Regions from separate parts of the Homo sapiens genome. Here region 1 is linked to region 2. A link is an interaction called in ENCODE POLR2A ChIA-PET data of the cell type or tissue named here. Cell type or tissue: A673. All regions are shown on one strand. Each heading gives the region's core, and the rest is flanking DNA. Links, peaks and the distances in the headings are about the cores only.

Evidence for each region. ChIA-PET counts read pairs that join two places held together with the same protein. Peaks named below come from ENCODE experiments on the same cell type or tissue, not always from the same donor. Only the 100,000 strongest peaks of a DNase experiment are listed, where the experiment ranks them.
Region 1: POLR2A ChIA-PET joins it to region 2 with 7 read pairs; 4 of 35 experiments call an interaction of 5 or more read pairs at or near these places.

The regions. Positions count from the first base shown.
Region 1 is chr2:46,864,608-46,869,986 of GRCh38, reverse strand. The region is part of intron 1 of LOC124906004 (a long non-coding RNA gene); the gene reads right to left. Among named protein-coding and RNA genes, the nearest start is that of MCFD2-AS1, 32 kb to the left of the region's middle. In A673, for the core only: no CTCF peak of the experiment used is centred there; no DNase peak of the experiment used is centred there.
Region 2 is chr2:46,751,866-46,757,244 of GRCh38, reverse strand. The region is part of intron 1 of SOCS5 (suppressor of cytokine signaling 5); the gene reads right to left. Among named protein-coding and RNA genes, the nearest start is that of SOCS5, 55 kb to the right of the region's middle. In A673, for the core only: no CTCF peak of the experiment used is centred there; no DNase peak of the experiment used is centred there; H3K27ac peaks cover 574 bases.

The DNA.
Region 1 (5,379 bases), core at 235-5,234, 110 kb before region 2:
GCCCCAGGTCCCAGGGCAGGAAGGGGAGCAGCTGGATTCCAACCCAGACAGCCCAGCTTGTGGGCCTGTGCTCCAACTGGACATGGACTGATCTGCTGGAGGGTTTCCGTTACAGCCAGCAAGTCCTTCACTCAGAAGATACTGCCAAACTCGGGGCTGGGCGCTGCTGGGGCTCTGGGATCAGTGCCCTGGAGTCCTGGGCTTAGGAGTTGGGGGAGGCCAGCCAGGCAAAGGGGCCCTGGGGGTCTGAGGCAGGCAGGTCAGCTGAGCAGGGCTTCAGGGTGCAGAGGGAGGGGCAAGATATGGGCACAGGCATGGAGTAGGGGCAAGGAAAGAGTAGGAGGGAAGAAGGGAGGGGGACTCTCCAGACAGCAGATGAGTGAATTGGGAGAGCTGAGGGTGAGGGTTAAAACGACAGCAAATGCAGGCCTCATCTGGTCTATAAACAAATAAAATTGGAGCCACAGTGGGGCACAAACAATGTCCTGGAGACAGAACAAGTCGCCACATGCCCTGAGTGAGGCTGGAAGAGGGTGGGCTTCGGAGCTGCTCCTGGCAGACGCCTTGCTGGGCCACAGTGTCAGAGACTCAGAACATGTGCTAAGTTCCAAAGAAGAAGAAAATCCCCTAGCCCATGGGCTGCCTGGAGTTGGGGACGCTGGAAGGGGGAGAGAAGGACCTCCTCAAACTCGGGCAGGCTCTGACCTTCAGTGAGGACTCAGGAGTCTGCAGGGACACTGTCCAGGAGGCACACAGGGAGCTTGGCCTAGGAGGCCAGAAACGGGGGGTTCAGGTCTGGCCCTGCTCCTGCCTGTGAGGGACCTTGGGTAGTTCACAGCCTCTCTAAGCCTCATTGGTGACATGGGCACATGGACTATAACTATTGCTATTATCAGAATTACTCTCATCAGTAGAGAGCCTTCCGGGGAGCCCTGCTCAGGCATCTGGGCTCCTTCTGGCCTCTGTGGGCAGGACCACCCCTGACACCCCTGACACCCCTGTCTACAGCAGGGCTTCTCAACCTTGGCACTGGTGACATTTTGGGCTGGAGGCTTCTTTGTTTTGAGGGCTGTCCTGTGCATTTCAGGAAGCAGAATCCCCAGCTTCTACCCATTAGATGCCAGTAGCACCCCATCATGAAAACCAAAATCCTCTCAAGACTTTGTCAAAGGTGCCCCCTGTTGAGAGCCATGGGTCTAAAGGGAAGATAGGTGAAGATGAGCCACAGGACAGATGAGCCAAGGGGCTGCACTGGCAGATCCTGGGGTGGGTCCCTTCATCTCTCCCAGGTCCTCAGTTTCCTGCTTCTTATTATGGGAAACAGAACTCTGGGCCTCCAAGACAGAAGGAGAGATGCTGTTTGGAACCTGGAAGCTGTTTTAGGTCGGGTTGGGTGGGCTGAGGGACCACTAACTATCCCATCAGGAGAGCGCTAGGAAGGAGGCGTGTGGTCAGGGACACCTGTGTGCTTTGCTCCCACGTGCCGCTCCGCCTCATTCCTGGTGCTCCTCTTGTCTTCATTTCAGTTCAGACCCTTGCAGTTTTCCTCTGTACTATGCTGTTTCGTAACGACGTGCCTTTGCACATTCTATTTCCTCTGCCTAGAGAAGTTTACGTGCCTTGTCAATCTGTCGAACTCTTATTCATTCTTCAAAATCCAACCTAGGAACCATCTCCTCTATGAAACCATCCCTGACCTCCCTGATGGAGTGAATTTTTCCCTTCATGGACCTTGTCTCTTGCCCTTCTCTCTCGAACTCCTGGCCTCGAGCAATCCTCCCGCCTCAGCATCTCAAAGTGCTGGGATTACAGGCATGAGCCATCATGCCCAGCCCTGCGCTTCTCTCAGTAAGGTTTCATTGCCTGTCTATTCTACTAGACTCAGAATTCCTGGAGGGAAGTTCCTCGAGTTCAGTGACACTCAGCACAGAGCCAGGCATGCTGATCGGCCCAGTCAGTATTTGTCGAGTTGAACATAATTCAGAGGCAGAGGGAGATTCAGCCCATTAGGAAGGCCGACGCCTCTGCCAAGGTAGGCTCTGACTCGCTGCGGGAGGAAGACTGCCCTTTCTCACCACAGGGACTTGTAGGACACCCCAATCTAAACTAATGTAGGAACCACAACAAGCTGTTCATGGGGCACCAGCTGGTCCCAAAAGTGGAATTCTAGAACCTTAAAATTGCAAGGGGGCTCTGAGGGCCAACCTTCTTTACAGGCAAGGAATCTGAGTCCCAAAGAAGTGACAGGCCCTGCCCTAGCACACCTAGGTAGTTAGTGACTCAACCGGAACAAGAATGTAGGTCCCTGCAATCCCAGCTTGGGGCTTAGGCTGCCTCAGAAAGCAAGCTGGGCCAGGAGCAGTGGCTCACACGTGTAATCCCAGCACTTCGGGAGGCCAGCGCAGGTGGATCACCTGAGGTCAGGAATTCGAGACCAGCCTGGCCAACATGGCGAAACTCCATCTCTACTAAAAATACAAAAATTAGCTGGGCATGGTGGCGGACACCTGTAATTCCAGCTACTTGGGAGGCTGAGGCAGGAGAATCTCTGGAACCCAGGAGGCGGAGGTTGCAGTAAGCCAAGATCGCTCCATTGCACTCCAGCCTGGGCGACAAGAGCCAAACTCCGTCTCAAAAAAAAAAAAAAAAGCTGACCCCTCCAAGGTGTAGCCCTGAGTCTGAGGAGCTACGAGGTAGGAATCAGCCTCACACATCTGCACAGTGGGAACAGCAGCACCTGCTTCCGAAGGAGTCGGTAAATGTCATGAGGCACAACGACAGCACACAGTAGGTCTTCACTAAGGTGAGGTCCCCCCGCCACCCCCACTTCCTGCTCCTCCCAAGAAGGTGCCAGCACTGAGAGCCATTGTACAGTTCAGAATCAGGAAGTTTGTCACAGGCGAGGAGCCAGGTTTTACAACAGGAACTGCTGTTTCCTGAGAACGCGGTGTTCCCAGAGGTCAGCCCTCCCCACCTCTCTCTCCTCAGATCCCATTCAGCCCCACTCCATCCCCACACAGAGTCACCCATTACTGTATGTTCAATGTGTGCTCTCAAATTTGCAGCCCCAGCCACAACCTCCCTCCCGAGGACCCGGCCCACATTCCCCCCGGCCAGCTGGACTTTGGCCTTGGCTATCACATCCTCACCCTAAAGACCGAAGGCCTGAAACCAGGCTCTGGTCTGCTATGGGACACATGGGTGGTTTGTCAGGAGCTGCTTCTAGCCCTTCCCTGCCACCCTGGGATCACTAGACTTGTCTACAGAACATGAAAGGATTGGATCTGAGTCTAGGTGCTTTGCTAGCTCCATGGGGCACAAGACATAGCTGTCTCTCCTGCTCTGTGCTCCTCCTCCCCATAATCTGCCCTCCAACCTCCAGCTTCTTATCTTTCTTGGACTTGTCACCCTTACAAAATTAAATGCTTTTAGGGTCAGTGGCCACATGCCAGGGAAGTGGGTCTTTCAACTGCACACTCCCAAGGGCCAAAGACACAACCTTTTCATCTCCAAAGGCTCAAGGACACCACTCACCCTCCTGTTTCTTTCTTTCTTTCTTTTCTTTTAAAATTTCTTTTCTTTTTTCAGTAGCTGCCACTGTCCACTCCAGGTGTCATGGTGATATGGAGATGGCTTTAGATGCATATTCCATCAGACGACCCAGAAGTACTCAAATCTTTCCTAACCCCTCAATCCATTACAAAAAACGTAAAGCAAAGTAATAGGATACCTTGTTGCCAGCTGGGGCTTTGACCCCCTGCGCCAACCTAGGAAGCAATGCTGTGGCCACCTTTCTCCTCAGCTTGTCAGGCCCCATAGCCTTGCGCCAAAGAACCTCTTTCTCCTATGGCCACACCTGAGTCTTAGGTGAGCAAAGGCCAGCACTAAGAAGCAGCAGGTGCCTCGATGTGTGGGCCTTCGTGGCCCAGGTGGCCTGCCAGGAAAAAGACTCAGGTTCACGCTGTCTGAACGGGAGTGGGCTTGCAGCAGGGGAAGAAGAAGGTGCGAGAAAGACATGTCTCGGGCTACTTGGAAACAGGTGGGGGAGGAACATCAACAGAGAAGCACCTGCTGTAAGGGAGAGCAGCCCCTGGGCTTTTCCTCCCTGCACTCTGCAAAGTGGATGAGGGCTGGGGAGCCAGCCCCAGGCTCAGCACTGCCCTGGCAGAGCAGGAAAGGGGCCACGCCCATGTGCACTGGGGTTTTTAAACAGGCACGGTGACCCCACCCACTAGTGCAGTGACCCAGTGGATATCTGAATTGGCCCAGGAAGACAGTGAGAAGGTACAGAGAGACATTTTTTCCTGCAGAAGGCCACAGCAGCACTCCCTGCCCTAATGGGCCTGGCTTGCTTCCACGTGGTGACTTTGAAGGCTATTCTCCTTTAACAGGTTCCCCCAAATCTTGATGGAGAATCAGGTAGCAGACAACATACGTCACAGATGCAGGAGGTTGGGAGGGTTCTGCAGACCCCAGCTTGTTTCCTTAGAGAAGGCCCAGGATGCCTGGTGACCTCTGGAATCCTGGCATTGTGTCCTACTTGGTGATGCCCCCTTCCCACACCTCAGAGTATTCCTGATTCCCACAAATTCCTCAAAAAAAATGACTCACATAAAATGAATTTGCAAGCAGTTGGCATAGTGAAAAAGGGTGGGCTCTTGACTCAGATCTGGGTTGCAATTTCCACTTTCCTGATACCTAGCAGTGAGACCCTGGACAGGTTCCTAGCTCCCGCAGCCTGCGTTTGCTCATCCCAGGGGATGGGGATGTTATCTTCCTGGTGATTGTGAGGATCACTGTGGAGACAACCTGTAGAGTGTCCAGGTTGCTCTGTGAGATGCTCCATAAGTGGTAATGAGCAGTTACTCCAGATTTAAAAAGGAACTCAGATAGTAGTAATAAAAACCAACATAGGGAGAGTACGCATTTTATGCCAGACACTAAACTAAGGACTTAAATTGAATCTTATTTAACACTCAAAATAGCTCTATGGGGTAGATACTATCTATTATGAACTGAGTGTTTCTGTTCCTGAAAATTCATGTTGAAACCCTAACCCCCAATGTGATGGTATTGGGAGGTGGGGCCTTTGGGAGGTGATTGAGTCATGAAGGTGGAGCCCTTGTGAATGGGGTTAGTGCCCTTATAAAAGGAGGCCAGAGATCTAGCTAGTTCTTTTTCCACTGTGTGAGGACACAGAGAAGTTGGCAGTCTGCAACCTGGAAGAGGCCCTCATCAGAACCTGCCCATGCATGAAACACCCCGATCTTGAACTTCTACCCTCCAGAACTGTGAGAAATAAATGCTTGTTGTGTAAACCACCCAGTCGATGGTACTCTGTGATAGCAACCTGAAATACGATTTCCATGTTACAAAAGG
Region 2 (5,379 bases), core at 242-5,241:
AACTAATTATTTTTGTCATAAACGCTTATATTTTCAAGAAGTTAACTAGGAATAAGAGAATAACAGAGAATAAACTTTCTTAGAATGAATTATAGGTCTTCCCATTAGTTTCTCACAGAAAAGGCTCTTGGACTAATGGAAACACAACACAGAAAATTAATGTCCATGATATTATAAAATGTACTTTCAGATGATTTAATTCTTTATTAAAAGCACACTGTCAGGCACATAGGAAGTTTGTACAGTAGTTGGTATATATTAGAATAAAATGTATTAGACAGAACTGTTAAATCTCAGTAAAGTCTATTTTAGAACACGGCCTCCTCTGTCTTGCAAAAATCTCTCTCGTAAGCATTTTTTATGAGGTTTACGCCATTTGAACTTCACGTGCCTTGTTATCATTTATTCTTCTTCTTAAATTAAGATTTCCGTTCCTTGCCCATAGTCCTGTTAATACAGTCGAATTCCTGCCGTATTCTTGGTGACTCCATTATCTTTGTAGATGTTCTCTTCCAATATCCTAGCCCCTTTCTAGCCTAGTTTCTTCTCATTTATTTTAAAATTAGTTTTTATTTTTACCTAATTCATATATTTGTAGTTTCAAGGTCAAATGTCACTACAAGACTCTTAACAAAAAACAGCACCACCCACCATGTGGCTACTAGAAAATTTAAAAGTAACATATGTGATTCAGGTTATATTTGTATTGAACATTACTGATGTAGAGCAAGGGCCAGCAAACCAAAGCCTGAAGGCCAAATCTGGCCTGTGGCCTGTTTTTTGAAGGGATCCCAGCTCAGAAAAATTTTTACATTTAAACATACACACACGAAGAACATCTGACAGAGACCACATGTAGTCTGCAAAGCCTAAAATATTTTCTATCTAGCCCCTTTCAGAAAAAGTTTACTGACCCTAATCCACCTATTTAAGATAAACCACATCACTCTAGACACTAGAAGAGCCATATTCAAGAAGTCCAAGAATTTAACTCTCTTCTCCGTGTTTATAAATTTTGTAGCTATCTAAAGATACTTCTCTGACATGCAAATTATACCCAAAAAATAACTTTTAAAAAGTGACCTAACCTAAAACCACTCATCTCCTTATATAGTTCTTTATAAGTTGTATGAATTAGTGTGATATGCAGAAAACATTTGTACTTGCCAGGGCACAAAATGCAGTTTCTAACACTGAACCCCCTGGTTCAGTTTCACAGAGCATGAAATTTAGTTATTTCTCTATTCTTATTCTGGAGCATGTTATCAGACTGCATCTTACTCCATGGAGAAAGATAGTTGATTTTTCTTGACATGTGAAATGTGATGTGGGCAGCTTTAATATTAGGAAGGAAAAAATACGGACAGTAATTCACAGACTAGTCGACATAACAATCAGGAAGGCATTTCAACTATCTTGGTATTAACAATGTCAGATTCGAAGTTCTTTTGTTTGTTTTGTTAAATTTTTAGAAATGTTTTTAAGATAGAGCTGAAACCCTTTGAGATCTAAATTACAACTCTACTACTTTATGGTTTTATATGAAATTATACAGGGCTAAAAAAAGCGTTAAATTTCAATTGCATTGATTCTAGAATAAAAGTTTATCATCCATTACAATCTCTTACATTTCTACACATGCTTAGCTGTTCTTAAAACTATCCAAAGCAAATTTCTAAAAAGTTATTCTTTCCTCGAAGGAATAATAATTTAAAACTGATTTTATAATGCTTTTGGAAGTTAAATAGCTTTTGTTGAAAAATTATATTTAACTGGATAAGCTACAAATTAGAATTATGGAAAATTAGGTCAAATTCTATCACTACATAAGTTTACATATATAAAAATGAAATAGTACAGTCAATGGTCCTTCTTAATGCCAACTAGTATCTATTACAAAATTTACACAAAACAAAATAATTGAAATAATTCCCAGGAGTTTATTTCAATGGGACTTAACCCATGCTTTATGAGAAATAAATTAAGTTTAACATGTTTTAAGAATACATTGAGAGAGAACTATTATACTTACCTAATTATGTTATATTGTTAAAATATACAGTTATAACATAACAGTTATATTCTTAATGCTGAATGCCATAAAGACGAAGAATGTGACAACTCAAATCCTTCCTCTTCTTCAGTCTATCTAGACTTCTCAGCTGTAACACCTTTCCAATAGAAAGTCCTTCAGTTACAGTAACAAAAATTGGGACAGGTAGACTGATTAAAAGTATTTCTGTATCAAATTCAGGCACAAGAGGCAGTTTAGGAGACAAGTTTTGATTGATATTTTGGTGGCATTTCAATAATTTTTAGAAAAAGATAATACGTTTGACAGTAAAACTGACCCAGAATTTCAGGAATGTGTGGCTGTCATAACTACAGCTTCTTAAAATAATCTAAGAATCCTCTGGCCTTTTAAAAATGATTTATTTTTAATTGTTATTTACACGTCATATTGTGACAGGATCTATTATTATCTAATTGGATGGCCATTTATCCTTTATACTGTTATTTAATATTAGGTTGAACCATATAAAATTGCTATTTTGTGGGTAAAAAATAAACATATAATTCAACCTTAGAGTTACACTATTACAGTGTACATGATATATTAATACAGTAGACCATGTACACTCAAAAAGAGGTGCAGTCCTCTAATCTAGTATACCCAGACACTTCCAGTTCCCAGCAGTGAGTTACACTTTTAGTTATGTTAGGTTCCAAACCTGTTCATGCCATTTATATTAGTGTAACTATGTGATTTAATTAAATGTCAACTAACCTAATGAAGTATGGAAGAGTGGGGAGTTTTATAAAGTTGAATGACTCTGAAATACTCAATAAAAGTGAAATACTTCTGCTGCTGAATTAGGTAGAGGCCAAGAAAATAGTTCAAAGAAATGGAAAAAATATTGTAAAGATCTATAAGGATTTTAAGCTAAGAATTCATCTGAAGAGCCTAAATTCTTGTTCTACTTAAAAAACCCAAACTGGAATCTTACATGATACATTATGGGCATGGCTTCCCCAATACAGACAATATGGATCTATAACTAGTAGACCTACTCTGAAAGAAAAGGCCTTGGCTCTTTCAGAGGTGTTTGAACCAGAGCAACCCCATCTTGAATAGGGGCTGGGAAAAATAAGGCTGAGACCTACTGGGCTGCATTCCTAGGGGGTTAGGCATTCTAAGTCACAGGATGAGACAGGAGGTTGGCACAAGATACAGGTCACAAAGACCCTTGATAAAACACAGATTGTGTTAAAGAAGCCAGTTAAAACCCACCAAAACCAGATGACAACCGAAGTGACCTCTGGTCGTCCTCACTGCTCATTATACATTAATTATAATGCATTAGGATGTTAAAAGACACTCCCACCAGCACCATGACAGCTTATAAATGCCACAGCAATGTCAGGAAGTTACCTTACATGGTCTGAAAAGGGGAGGAACCTTCAGTTCCAGGAATTGCCCACCCCTTTCCCGGAAAACTCATGAATAACCCACCCCTTGTTTAGCATATAATCAAGAAATACCATAAGTATACTCAGTCAAGCAGTCCATGCTGCTGCTCTGCCTATGGAGTAACCATTATTTTATTCCTGTGCTTTCTTAATAAACTTGCTTTCTCTTTTCTGTATTGACTCACCCTGAATTCTTTGTTGCGCAAGGTCCAAGAACCCTCTCTTGGGGTCTGGATCGAACCCCTTTCTGATAACAGCTTCTTAATCAAAAGACTGGCAAATGAACATAGTTATATTCTTAAAATTAGAATAAACTACTTAAGGTATGTATCCCTTCTATGATGTATTGCTTTATTAGACTTTACAGACAACTGGTTCTGACTGAATCAGATAAGCCTTCCTTAACAATCATAATTAAAATTTGTAGTAGTACCAGGATTGAGTAGCAAGTAACAAAGTCCTAAAGATAACAGGGAAACGTGACCTAGTTTCGGGGTTGGGGAGCAAGGAAGACTTTTCTGAGGAGGTGATGTTTCAAAATTTTATCCTGAAGGATAAGAAGAAATGAATCAGGACAATGTACTATAGGCAGAGGGAACAGCATTTGCAAAAGTCCTGAAGCAGAAATGAGCATGACATGAACAATGGCTGAAGTTAACACAACCCAGTGAGTGAAGGGAAGTGTGTCAAGATGAAGTTGGAGAGGTAAGCCTCATAATCCATGATAAGAGAGCAAGGGTGGATGCTGATATGGCACTGAAGACTACTGCAGGAGTCCAAGCAAGCACCTGACTAGGATGGTGATAGGAGAGATGGCTATGAGATGTTCAGATGTCAAATCTATAGGATTGAAGATCAATTGAAAATGGGAAATGAGGAGAGAGTGGTATTGAAAATGACACTAGGAGTCTTGCTTAGGCAAATGCATGAATAGAGATGCTGTTTCAGAGAGAAAACACGAAATAAAACAGTTTTGTCAGGTAGGGGTTTGAAGACAGTCAACAAATTGAATTTTTAAAATGTTGCTGTTGTGGCTGTCATGGAGATATGTAAGTAAATGATAATTAGTCCATTAGTATACATTCATACAGTGGAGCACTATATAGCAGAAATGATCAACTATAGCTACTTGTATCAATATAAAATGTAACACTCAAAACATAATGCTTAGAGAAAGAAATTATAAGAGATGAATATATCCATTATGAAACAATTTACCTTTTAAACAAGCAAACCCCCAAATATATTGTTTAGGTATACATACATATATAATAAAGATACAAAAGCAAGGGGATGTCAGCAAAGTTAGGATAATGGTTGCCTATTATGGGGAAGGGTAGAGAATTAGAAGAGGCACTCAGAGACTTCTAAAACAGCAGTCCCCAACCTTTTTGGCACCAGGGACTGGTTTCATGGAAGGTTTTAGGATGAAACTGTTCCACCTTATATCATCAGGCATTAGTTAAGAGTCTCATAAGGAACACGCAACCTAGATCCCCTGTGCGCAGTTCACAACAGGGCTGAATCCTATGAGCATCTAATGCTGCCGCTGACTAGACAGGAGGTAGAGCTCAGGTGGTAATACTCGCCGAAAAAAAAAAAAAAGAACAAAACACTGAACTAAATAGGTTTCTCTAATGTGGTACAGGGTTCAGCAAACATTTTCTCCAAAAGGCCAGGCAGTAAATGTTTTAGGTTTTGTGGGCCGTACAGTCTCTATGGCAACTACTGAACTCTGCCACTGTAGCCTGAATGCAGCCATAGGCAACATGCAAGTAAATAAGCATAGCTGCATGCCAATATAACCTTATTTATGGTCAGTGATACTTAAATTTCATATAATTTTCCCTTGTCACAAAATATTATTCTTCTGATTTTCATTAACCATTTAAAAACATAAAATCCATT